Linked DNA regions of Mus musculus: all the other regions are linked to region 3. Evidence: chromatin loops called from intact Hi-C (ENCODE). Cell type or tissue: heart. All regions are shown on one strand. Each heading gives the region's core, and the rest is flanking DNA. Links, peaks and the distances in the headings are about the cores only.

Evidence for each region. Peaks named below come from ENCODE experiments on the same cell type or tissue, not always from the same donor. Only the 100,000 strongest peaks of a DNase experiment are listed, where the experiment ranks them.
Region 1: a loop joins it to region 3, with 7 times the contacts of the local background. A loop is called at or near these places in 29 of 42 quality-filtered maps.
Region 2: a loop joins it to region 3, with 2.3 times the contacts of the local background. A loop is called at or near these places in 4 of 42 quality-filtered maps.

What each region holds. Positions count from the first base shown.
Region 1 is chr16:23,150,324-23,153,757 of GRCm38, forward strand. The region is part of intron 1 of Adipoq (adiponectin, C1Q and collagen domain containing); the gene reads left to right. Among named protein-coding and RNA genes, the nearest start is that of Adipoq, 5.5 kb to the left of the region's middle. In heart, for the core only: a CTCF peak has its summit at 1,270; a DNase peak (open chromatin) is centred at 1,278.
Region 2 is chr16:23,278,545-23,281,978 of GRCm38, forward strand. All of the region lies in intron 2 of St6gal1 (beta galactoside alpha 2,6 sialyltransferase 1), which reads left to right. Among named protein-coding and RNA genes, the nearest start is that of Gm30814, 46 kb to the right of the region's middle. In heart, for the core only: no CTCF peak of the experiment used is centred there; DNase peaks (open chromatin) are centred at 1,497 and 2,047.
Region 3 is chr16:23,401,248-23,405,990 of GRCm38, forward strand. No RefSeq gene overlaps it. Among named protein-coding and RNA genes, the nearest start is that of Rtp1, 26 kb to the right of the region's middle. In heart, for the core only: a CTCF peak has its summit at 2,161 (motif pointing left); a DNase peak (open chromatin) is centred at 2,164; H3K27ac peaks cover 187 bases.

The sequences.
Region 1 (3,434 bases), core at 1-2,500, 250 kb before region 3:
CCATTCAGTAGTGTTTCCTTATAGAAACAGAAGTCTTTCAAAGTCAGAGTGCAACATTTGCTTTGTCTACATAAAGAACAGAAACAATGTGGAATATTTTTTTTTTTAAAAAAGAGGCATTCTGTGTTGTCCTTCATGGGTATCCAGACCTGACTTTACATCCAGAACTCGGTGAAAGAGAAGCCTTCAGTGAGATCTGTCCTTATCAGCCAAAGGCTTAGGGGCTGGAGAGAGAGCTCAGCAGCTAACAGTATCTGCAGAGGAAATTTCACAAAGAACCTGGTTCACAACTGTCTTTAACTTAGTTCCAGGGGATCCAATGCCTTCTGCCCTCCGTGGGTACCTGTACATAGGTGTATACCCCCATGAATATTCAAATAATTAAAAAATAAAAATAAATCTTTAAAAAGAACAGCTAAGGGTGTGCAGCGCTTAGTACTTCAGTCCCATGGCACTCGGGGAATCCCAGAACAACCATACCTGTAAGTAGAGAAAAGCATTAAGGACATGGAGGCGTGGGGGAAGAATGTGTTTTTAGATGAGAAAGATTATTGGTTTTTCAGTAGAGAGAGAGAACTGAAAACTCTAGAGTTCTGTCTCTTCCTTCCTCCCCAGCATTAGGGATCTGTTTTGAGCTACCCTTTGTCTTTGGGGCCCTCCTTACCTGCCTCCATTTCAAGCATTTTGGTGTCTTTCTTATTTCCCCATGGAAAAGATTGGTGCTTCTTAGATTCTTGAGTTGAAGTTTTCAGGAATATGATTGCTGGAGCTGTAAGAAGGGCAGAGTTGACATAAGACACACAATATTAAAAGTCTCAGAGCAATGGCGGGCAAGATGACTCAGTGAGTAAAGATGCTGAACCTAATGGCCTGAGTTCATTCCCCAGGACACAGTTGGTAGAAGGAGAGAACTGACTTCCACAGGTGTTCTCTAACTTCTGTGGGTACACACACACACACACACACACACACACACACACCACACCACTACACACCACACACCACACCACTACACACCACACACACACACACACACACCACACCATACACACACACACACACACACACACACACACACACACACACACACACACACACACACATTAACCAACCAACCAACCAACCAACCAACCAATAGACTGACTGACTGACTGACTGACTGACTGACTGTGATAAGAAAGTTCCAGGGCAAGCTCTGCTTCATTTTCTTTGTAGCAGTTTCTGAGACTGGGTTTTTGATCACTCCAGATTCAGTAGATGGCGACAGAGGCACTCAGAGACATTATGAGCCAATCTAGGGCAGACTCCTGCTCTCCAAGAGCAATGCTAGGGCAGTTGTTTCTGGCTCACTCCTCCCCACACCTGCCAGTTCCAATTTGTGTACGGTCAAACTAGAATTGGGTATTTAAAGAATGATGCTCCAAGGCAACAGGGAGTGCAAGGCTGAATTTAATCAAAGGCATTTAAAATGATCTTATGCCACAGTTTATAGCACCATTAAAAGAAAGTCACAGGTACAGCAAAGAGTGATATTATATAGAGAGAGTGAAAATACAAACCAGGGTAATACCAAATCCTTCCAAGAATAAGAGCTGTTTATTGCTTGGAATCAAGGAAAATGTCAACAGAACTAAGCAAATAAAGGACAGACTCCCTGTACACCTGGGAATGAGGACAGACAGACAGAAGGATGATCTGCACCTAGAGGGCAAGTCACAGCAGTGTGACGTAAGAAGACAAAATGGTGACACACGCTCACACAATCGCCTGCAGAGATGTTAATAAGGGACGGGATGTAGCTCGGTGGCAGAGCAGTTGCCTCGAAGAGATGAGTAGAGAGGCCCTGGGTTTGAGTCTCAGCACTGTGGGTGCAGAGAACAATAACCTCCACATAAAACCAGCCAAACGTTACAGGAACTGGGCCCGCTGGTACACCCACGTAATCCCACATCAGGGAGGCCAACGCACGAGGAGTACCCTGAGGGTGAGGCCAATTTGGGCCATAGACAAAGGCTCTATATTAAAAAAGGGTAAAGCTTAAAAAGAAAAGTCTATGTAGTGGTGCTTGTTTTGTAATCCCAACACTTGAGAGGTGGCAATGAGGCCATCATGACTTCAAGGTCATCTTAAATCCAGTGATGGAGTCTTTGAGGCTTGACTGGGTTCCATGAAACTCATTCTCAAAATAGTGCTCCCCCAAAAGACCCCAAATCAAAACATATCCAAGGCACAACAGTGCAGAAGAAACACTTTGTGACCCCAGTAAATTAACTGACAGGAACTTAACGAGGATCTTAGAAATGACTGAAGAATGAAGATCATTTATTTTGCTCACTAAATTTAACAGTTAAAACAGATGTTTTCTTTTGCTTTTGTTTTGGTTTTTGGTTTTTGAGACAGAAAATCCATATCACTCTGACTGTCCTGGAAGTCACTATGCAGACCAGGCTGGTTTCAAACTCACAAAGATACACTTGCCTCTGCCTCCCAAGTGCTGGGATTAAAGGCTTGTGTCATCCTGCTTGGCTAGTAGTACACTTTTTAAAACTGAGACTACCCAAAGCTGGCAAGAGTAATTCAGCTAGGCCTGCTTATTTTTTTCTTTGCTGTGCTGAGGAAGGAATCCAGGTCCTTGATTATGCGAGGGCAGTGCCCTGCTACAGAGTGACACCCTCAGCCCGAGATAGGTCTTTGTGTGCATACACTCATGTTCTCTTGGGTGGCAGCATCGTTTCTTGTAATGTTGGTATGTATGTTAAATGACTTTAAAGAGAGGCTGAGAGAGAGACAGCTCAGCAGTTTAGAGAGCATGTTACTCTTCCAGAGGATCTGAGTTCGGTTCCCAGCACTGAAAGTGGGCAGCTCACAACTGACTGGTGCTTCACTCCTGTACACAGATCACACACACACACACACACACACACACACACACACACACACTCGAATGAAAATAAAATTAAATCTTTTTAAAAGACTTAAAAACGTTTAGGTGGGCTGGAGAAACAGCTCACAATTAAGACCTTGCACTTGCTTTTCCAGAGGACTCAGGTTTGGGTCCTAGTACCCACATGGTGCCTCACAACGATCCATAACTCCAGTTCCAGGAAATCCTCTTCGGGGCCTCCTTGGGCTCACACACACACACACACACACACACACACACACACACACACACACACACACACACTTTCTCTCTCTCTCTCTTCTCACAATCGCACACACAGAATCATTCACACACACATAAATTAAAAACAAAATGTCTTTTTTTTACAAAAAGGTTAATCAGGGCATAGTGGCATATGCCTTTAATTCCTCCACTTGGGAGACAGAGGCAAGTGGATCTCTGAGTTCTAGGTCAGCCTGGACTGCAGAGCAAGTTCCAGAGCAGTCAAGGTTACAACAGAGAAACCTTGCCTCAAAAACCCAAGAGGACA
Region 2 (3,434 bases), core at 1-2,500, 120 kb before region 3:
TTTTTGGGGTCACTTAAATATACTATCATATAATCTGCAAACAGTGATAGTTTGACTTCTTCCTTTCCAATTTGTATCCCTTTGACTTCCTTTTGTTGTCTGATTGCTCTAGCTAGAATTTCAAGCACTATATTGAATAAATGAGGAGAGAGTGGGCAGCCTTGCCTAGTCCCTAATTTTAGTGGTATTGCTTCAAGTTTCTCTCCATTTAGTTTGTTGTTGGCTACTGGTTTGCTGTATATTGCTTTTACTATGTTTAGGTGTGGGCCTTGAATTCCTGATCTTTCCAAGACTGTGTTCTCTTGTATTTCTTTAAGGGAGTTATTTATGTCCTTCTTAAATTCCTCTATCATTACCATGAGATGTGATTTTAAATCAGAGTTTTGCTTTTCTGGTGTGTTGGGATAACCACGGTTTGCTTTGGTGGGAGAACTAGGCTCTGATGATGCCAAGTAGTCTTGGTTTCTGTTGCTTATATTCTTATGCTTGCCTTTGGCCAGCTGGTTATCTCTGGTGTTAGCTGGTCTTGCTGTCTCTGACTTTGGCTTGTCCCTCCTACAAGCCTGTTTGTCAGTACTCCTGGGAGACCAGTTCTCTCATACAGGGTCAGCTCTGGGGTGCAGACAGAGACCAGAAGGACCCTGTCCCCAGCTGATCCTTGGTTCCTGTGAAGAGAAGTGGTGGTCTTACCTGTGCTCACAGGTGTGTAGGGACTCCTAGGAGACCAGCTCTCTCCTGGTGTATTTGTGTATGTAGCTCTGTGGCACAGGATCAGCTCTGGGCATAGGCAGAGACAGGAAGACTCTGTCCCAGGCAGCCCCTCAGTTCCTGTGTCCTGAGGGTTCTGGGTGGGTTCCTCTGAGCAGCAGTGTTGGTCCTGCCCCAGTACAGGGAAACGCCAGGGCCAAAAAGGGGGAGTGGGTGGGTAGGGGAATGGGGGTGGGTGGATATGGGAGACTTTTGGTATAGCATTGGAAATGTAAATGAGCTAAATACCTAATAAAAAAATGGAAAAAGAAAAAAAAAGTGGGAGTGGGTGGGTTGGTGAACAGGGAGAGTGGGGAGAAGATAGGGTTTTTTTGAGGGGAAACAAGGAAAGGGGATAACATTTGAAATGTAAATAAAGAAAATATCTAATTAAAAAAGAGGAAAAAAAGCCATTTCAGTGGAATGATGAGACTTAATTCCAATTATTACTGGGAGATGAGGAAGTATGAACAATTCAGAACACCTTGCCATAAAAAAGGAATCATTTTCTTTAGTTGTGAGGAAGTCACGGGGGAGGGGAATACACAGTAAGCGCACCACTTGCAGACTGAGTTAGGAAACATCGTCGTGCTAGTTGTATCTGAAAAGATGGCCCACATTGAATAGTTGCTCAGTTCAAGGCCCCATCACGGTGCTCGTCACACAGTAAGTCCACAAGAGGAAGTGTTGAGTTCATTAACTGCTGTAGAAAGCAGAAGTGGGCCACTCTATCAGCACAACAAAACTAATATCTAATGGGGAGGGCTACGGGCTCTGTGGTGCTTTCTTGCCTTAGCAACAGACCCTTGCCCGGTGCCCTGCACATCTGTGTGTGGTTTATGTGGCTTTACTAGCTAGCTTCCTTTTTTTTTTTTTTTTTTTTTTTTTTTTTTTTTTTTCCTGCACAGTGGTTTTGATTTTGAGAGAGAAATGTGCAGGCAGCTCACGTTCATAATGAGAATGATGTTTTATCTGAGTCCTACAATGACTGTGAGAGAATGCCACCAGTTAGTTCAGGGAAACCAAGGGACTAAGAGTTTCCCAAACAGGACCGGAATGATCTCGGGACTGAGCTCAGAGGCTGCCATCAAAAGTGTCAATCTTGCAGCAGGTTGAGCCAGCCCTCTGGAAGGTGGATTTAGATGATGCAAGGTAATTCGTTTGTGATGTGATAAGAACAGTGGGAGGAAAGGACAGACAAGAATTAAAAGGAAAGTATGACTTGCAAGATATCCTAGACCCTTAGCACTGCCCATCCACCACTCCCACCCTAATAAGCAACTGCTGAGAATACAGATCTAGTTCCCCAGTGGCAGCAAATGACACAGTATTGGCAGATGTCCTGGAAGAAAGCAGAACTGTTTAGCTTCTATTTTAATTCTATTCTTTTTGGGAAAAAAAAAAAAGAGGCATCAGGCTGCACAGGAAACAGTGAAAGAAAGGAAAAATCAAAAGAAAATCAGACGCTAGAATGATTGCACATCTCATATCCCCTGACCTATGTGCAACTTACAGCCATCCTTGTTGGGAAAGGATCTTGTGCCAGTGTCTGAAGCAGCCTACTGAGGGTCACATGGTTAACAGTAGGGAGAGTGCAGGACATAGCATGGGGAGAGAAACTTGAAGAATAAGTGTAGGTGCTTAACGCTAGCTGCTTCCTTATCAGCCAGAACAATGTCTCATTCTTAGGAGACTCTTGAGAAATTCACTTATTAATAGACGGGATTACCAGGCCCTGGGGAAAACTTCTGGGCTTTTATTACTTATTCATTTATTTTTGACGAAGTATATTGGAAGTACACTGGGTCTTAATGGAAAATAGGTGGGGAGAGAGGAAAATACATTTTCAAAAGAGAAATTTATAAACCAACAATATCAAACAAATAGTTAAGATGGCCTATGTCTAATACATGGCATGTGGTAGTTTTCAATAATGATAGCTTTGATGTGTAAGGGAGTTTATATATTGAACTCTTTTATATTATATACATATATATAGTATATATATTGAACTGACTCTCCAAATACCTAGACATGAGACAGAGGCTAAAGTTGGGAAGTGCCACAGCTTTTCTCTAGTTAAAATATTTTTTGAGAGGTCAGGGGTAGTGGTACACACCTTTAAACCAGTACTCAGGAGGTGGAAGAAGGCAAATCTTTGTGAGTTTGAGGCTAGTCTCATATAGTGAGTTTCAGGACAGTATGGAGAGAGACCCTGTTTCAAACAAACAAACAAACAAACAAACAAGCAGCTTAATTATGCAAGGTAATACTTTTTTCGGCTGGCAGCAGTGGGTGTCTGAACCTATGTTTTAGCTCCTCTTCGTGCATTGGCACAGAGAAAGTCCATGAAGCCCTGTAGCCTATTCTTCATAGATAATATCAGCATACCCAGACTACTTTTTACAACACAGACACCTAGGGAACACTGACATTATTACAGGCATCAAGCTGGAGTGGGCTGCCTCTTTTCTTTTTTGCAATTGAGTGGAACTGTGTTTGCTAGTTGAAGGATGGCCTGCCTGTCTCCTACGGTCTTTTCCAACGACAACAGCAGTGGCCAGTCTGAGTGTCCATGGTCTCAATCTATGTGCAATCTAGGCAAGACTGCTGGCAGGCAAGAGGGGCCGTGAGATGGTGCAGAAGGTCTGAGCTTTGGATGCAGAATTACTGATCAGAATCTACAT
Region 3 (4,743 bases), core at 1,103-3,602:
GCACTTAGCATTCTTCAGAAACCTTGTAAAGTGAGTTTCTGTTAGCTAATACTTTTTCCTCTGCTACTACAGTCCCCCTCGGTCCCCCAAAATCCAGAGCCAGCATCTAGTCCTCTATTTACTCAAACAAGCCACCAACAGATCAGAGCCCTGTGCTAGATTCCAGCTGTTCCAGATAACTGCCCTCCCCCTCCTCCTCCTCCTCCTCCTCCTCCTCCTCCTCCTCCTCCTCCTCCTCCTCCTCCTCCCCTTCCCCCTCCTCCCCTTCTTCCTCTTCCACATAACACATAGTAACCAGCAAGAGTCTCCCACTATCTTCATGCTCTTCCCTACTCCTGCAGCCCTGGCAATAACCAGGCTGCTGCTCCCCCTTCCTGCTCTCTGTGCTACTCTCTCTGTCCCAGAAAGGCAGCCATTACTGACTCCCCCAGATGCCGCTGGCTGTTCTTTCCCTTATCTACAATACCACCTTCCCCCAGTAATGAATCAGTCACGTTGACAAGGTCTTCACTCTACAAGGTCTTCACTGTCCTCCTCAAATACCAACGCCCACAGGCGTTCTTCTTATTTCCTTAACCTCTTCTTTCCTTCTCCTAGTCTCACAAGGAAGCAAGCCATTACAGATTGTGGCTGCTGGGAAATCAAGGAGGAAGGGAGGTGGAGGTGTTTGTAGGTTTGCCAAATGAGAGTGAGTGAGAGTGGGAGAAAGCGCCAGGATTCTTTGTTCCCTCCACTTCCTGCACTGTCTCCCCCACTAAGAGTTAATTCAGGGGCAGGTTGGTCACCTGGCCAAGGATCTATCCCTCAGGAAGAATTGGCCCACCCTAAGCCAATAATTATCCCTTTACTGAGGCAAGGCATGTTTTCTTCCCAGACACCCCCCACCCCCACCCCACCCCAGCACGGTCTCCTTCACAGTGCAGCCATACAGCTCTATAAGTCTGAGTTACTCACACAAGCGTGACTTTGCTTTTCTTCTTCCTGCCCCCTCTCTAAGCATGCTTTTCCTAATGGTCTGGGCTTTACTTTTCTAATGCTTTGCTTCCTGCCAGGTGGTCGCTTGCCCTCCCTGTGTCTGAGCTCCATATCTGTTTAATTCAAACAGCATGGCTGTGCCCTTCTCCATTCTCCTCTGGGCAAGATTTCCAACTTGCTACCTTATGATTTTCCTTCTAAATTCTAATAAAATTGTCCTGACATTTTTATCTCATAAAGGTCCATGATTCACCAAAGAATGATACCCAGGACTCAAATAGTATATAAAAGCAAAGAGTGTTTTATTCTGCAGAAGTCCAGAATGCTGGAGTCTCCTGTTCCAATGTGGGGATGCCCATGTGAGTTTGCAGGCCCAATTTAAAGTACATCAGGGAGTCCCGGGGAGGTGTAGGTAGGTAACCTCTATCTCTTGGCTCTATCTCTGGGGACATTCCAGAACCATTGCTGGGGAAGTCTGAAAACTGTTCCCGAGGACATCTGGAAAGTGATGCTGACCGTGTCCTTACCTCAGGGCCAACGGCAGGGTAGCTTCTGAGGTCTGGACTTGCCCGGGTCTTGGAAACAGAAATTTAGGCCTAGTCTCCTGTTTGAAGCCAGCTTGAAGCCTGCCACGGAGTCAGCGTGTCTCAATCTGACTGTTTTTAAAATTCTTTTTATCAAAGAGACCAAGACCCACTAAAGGGGGCCCCAATTTCCCTTATTTTAGCAGCAGTGTTACAGTTTGATGTAAAAGATGTGAGTGTGAGAGAGACAGAAAAGACAGACAGACACCAGGAAATGCACACATGTTTATTAAAGAACAGTGTGAACGCCTTCTGATTATGAATCCTTCCCCTGCCAGGCTGTTGTCCGCCACCACCACCCGCCCCACCCAGCATGGATGGCATTCCTGGGGGAAATTTTAATTCTTTGAGTCCTTTGTTTGAATAGGGTGGTATATTTATAATGTGTGTGTGTGTGTGTGTGTGTGTGTGTGTGTGTGTGCGTGTGTGTGTTATATCTGGCAGCATGTTGTGAGGGTCTTCCATGCTGCTGCTTGCAGCTATAGTTCTTATTTTCACTAAAATGCACTGTAATTTATACTTTCTGCCCAACTCCTAATTATGGTTGTCCAAGTTCCTGAAGTAAGAGCAGAAACTGCTGCCCCCTTGTGGCCTGCGGTGGTTATAACCTTCTGAATGGTTGATTTCTTTCTAAATCAACTGGCCCCCAGGCAGCTAGAATTTCAGGATGCCTGCTTGTTCAAATTACATCTAGAAGGTTAGGAGGTCACATGACTCAACTGGAAGGAACGCTCCTGTGAGATAGCTTTTGTTTACAGGAGGAGGCTCAGTTCCACCTCATTCTGGTTTCTATCATCTTATCAGAAGGAATTTGGCACAAGATGCAGCAGTAGGTGCTCCGGTACTTACCAGAGCGTGCAAAGACAGGATCAGTTACTGTGTGGTGAGGTCATACAACATCCTATTCCAAAAATAGAATATAGAGGGACATTTATCATCTATGCCTGTTTGCATGCTCACACATGTGGGCACACATGCATGTGCATGTATGTGTGTACATGGTTGTGAAGTCTTCCTCTTCTATCTTATATATTAAGGCAGGTGTGTGTGTGTGGGGTGTCTCACCTGAAACTCAAGCTCAGCGAATGAGCTAATCTCGCTAGCCAGCGTTCTCCAGGAATTCCATCTTTCACTTTTGAGTACTGTGGTTACAAGGCAGCCTGACATACCCACCTGGCCTTTATGTGGGTGTTAAAAATCAGCACTTGGATCGTCCTGCTTTCACAACAAGAACTTTATCTACTGAGCCAGCACCTCAGCCTGTTATGTCTCTTTTCCTGGGTGTTTTTCTTCCTTTATTTACCTGGTAATATTGAGGGTCAAGTGTTCCTGGCAGAAGAATAAAGAAAGCAAAAACAAAACCAACCAACCAACCAACAAACAGAAACAATAACAATAACTACCTGGCAAATAACTACTGCAATCTATTTGTTTTGTTTATTTATTTCATTATTTTTTCTTTTATGGAAATATTTTTTTTCATACAATATATTCTGATGACAGTTTTCCCTGCCCCTATACCTCCCACTTCCTCCTGACCTCCATTCCTTCTGGATCCACACAGCCATCTAAGGACTAATAGTAAAATAAAATAAAATAAAATTGCAATCTACTTTTATGTGTACAAGAATGATTTGTGGAAAGCCACACACACACACACACACACACACAAACACACACACCAACACCAGAAACACAAGTGAAACAACAATGAAGTCAAGGGGAGGGGAAACAAAGTCAAGGGGAGGCCTGGGGCTTGAGGAGGGGGCAGGGTACGACAGGCCTTGAGATGTTAAGGGGTTGCAGTGTTTGAAGAAAATGTCAGAAAGGTGCTCATGGATCAGCAGAATTAATACAGTAAAAAGGGCCATCCTATCCAAAGCAATCTACAGATCAATGCAGTCCCTACCAAAAATCCAATACAATTCTTCACAGAAATTGAAAGGGAAAATTTCAGTTTCATATGGAAACCTAAAAGAACCCAGGATAGCACAAACAATCCTGAATAATCAAGTCACTGCTGGAGGTCTCACCATCTGCAGTCTCAAGCTGTACTAGAGAGCTGTAGTAATAGAAGCAGCGTGCTGTTGACACAGTATCAGACACATAGACTGATGGAACCAAGCAGAAGATCCAGTCACAAATTCACATATGTATGGACACCTATCTTTTTTTGACAAAGAACCTAGAAATACACAGGGGAAAAAAGATAGCATCTTCAATAAATGGTGCTGTTCAAACTGGATGGCTGCATGTAGAAGAATCCATATAGATCTATACTTACCACCCTGCACAAAACTCAACTCCAAATGGAGCAAAGACCTTAAAATAAAACCATATACACTGAACCTTGTAGAAGAGAAAGTGAGGAATAGCCTTGAACTCATTGACATAGAAAACTCCTTTCTGGATGAAACACTGATAGCATAGGGACTAAGAACAACAGTTAATGGGACTTCGTGACATTGAGAAGCTGCTGCATGACAAAGGACACCGTCATTTGAACAAAGTGGCTGCCTACAGATGGGAAAAGATTTTTATCAACTACCCAGAAAACCAGATATCAAGACAAATCAAGACAACAAACAACCCGATTTAAAAAAAAAACAAAAAACAAACAAACAAAAAAACAGGCTACAGAGCTAAACAGAGAATTCTCAAAAGAAGAAACTCAAATGGAAGAGAAACAAAGAAATGCTCAACAGGGATGGAGGGATGGCTCAGCAGTAAGAGTACTGACTGTTCTTCCAGAGGTTCTGAGTTCAATCCCCAGGACCCACCTGGCAGCTCAGAACTGTCTGTAACTATTGTCCCATGGGACCTGAAAGCCTCTTCTGGTATGTAGATGTACATGCAGGCAAAACTCCTGTTTCATAAATAAATCTAAGAAAAGAAATGTTCAACATCCTTAGTCATCAGGGAAATACATATCAAAACTACTTTGAGACTTCATCTCACCAGTCAGAATGACAAAACAAGTAACAGCTCCTGCTGGAGAGGATGTGTCAAGCGCTCGTCCATTACTGGGGGGAGAACAGACTTTTACAGTCACTATGGAAATCAGTGTGGTGACTCGTTAGAAGTATGGGAATCAATCTATCTCAGAATCCTGCTATACCACTGTCAGGCATATACCCAAAGGATGCTTCATCCTACCATAGAGACACTCTCTCTGGTCATCCAA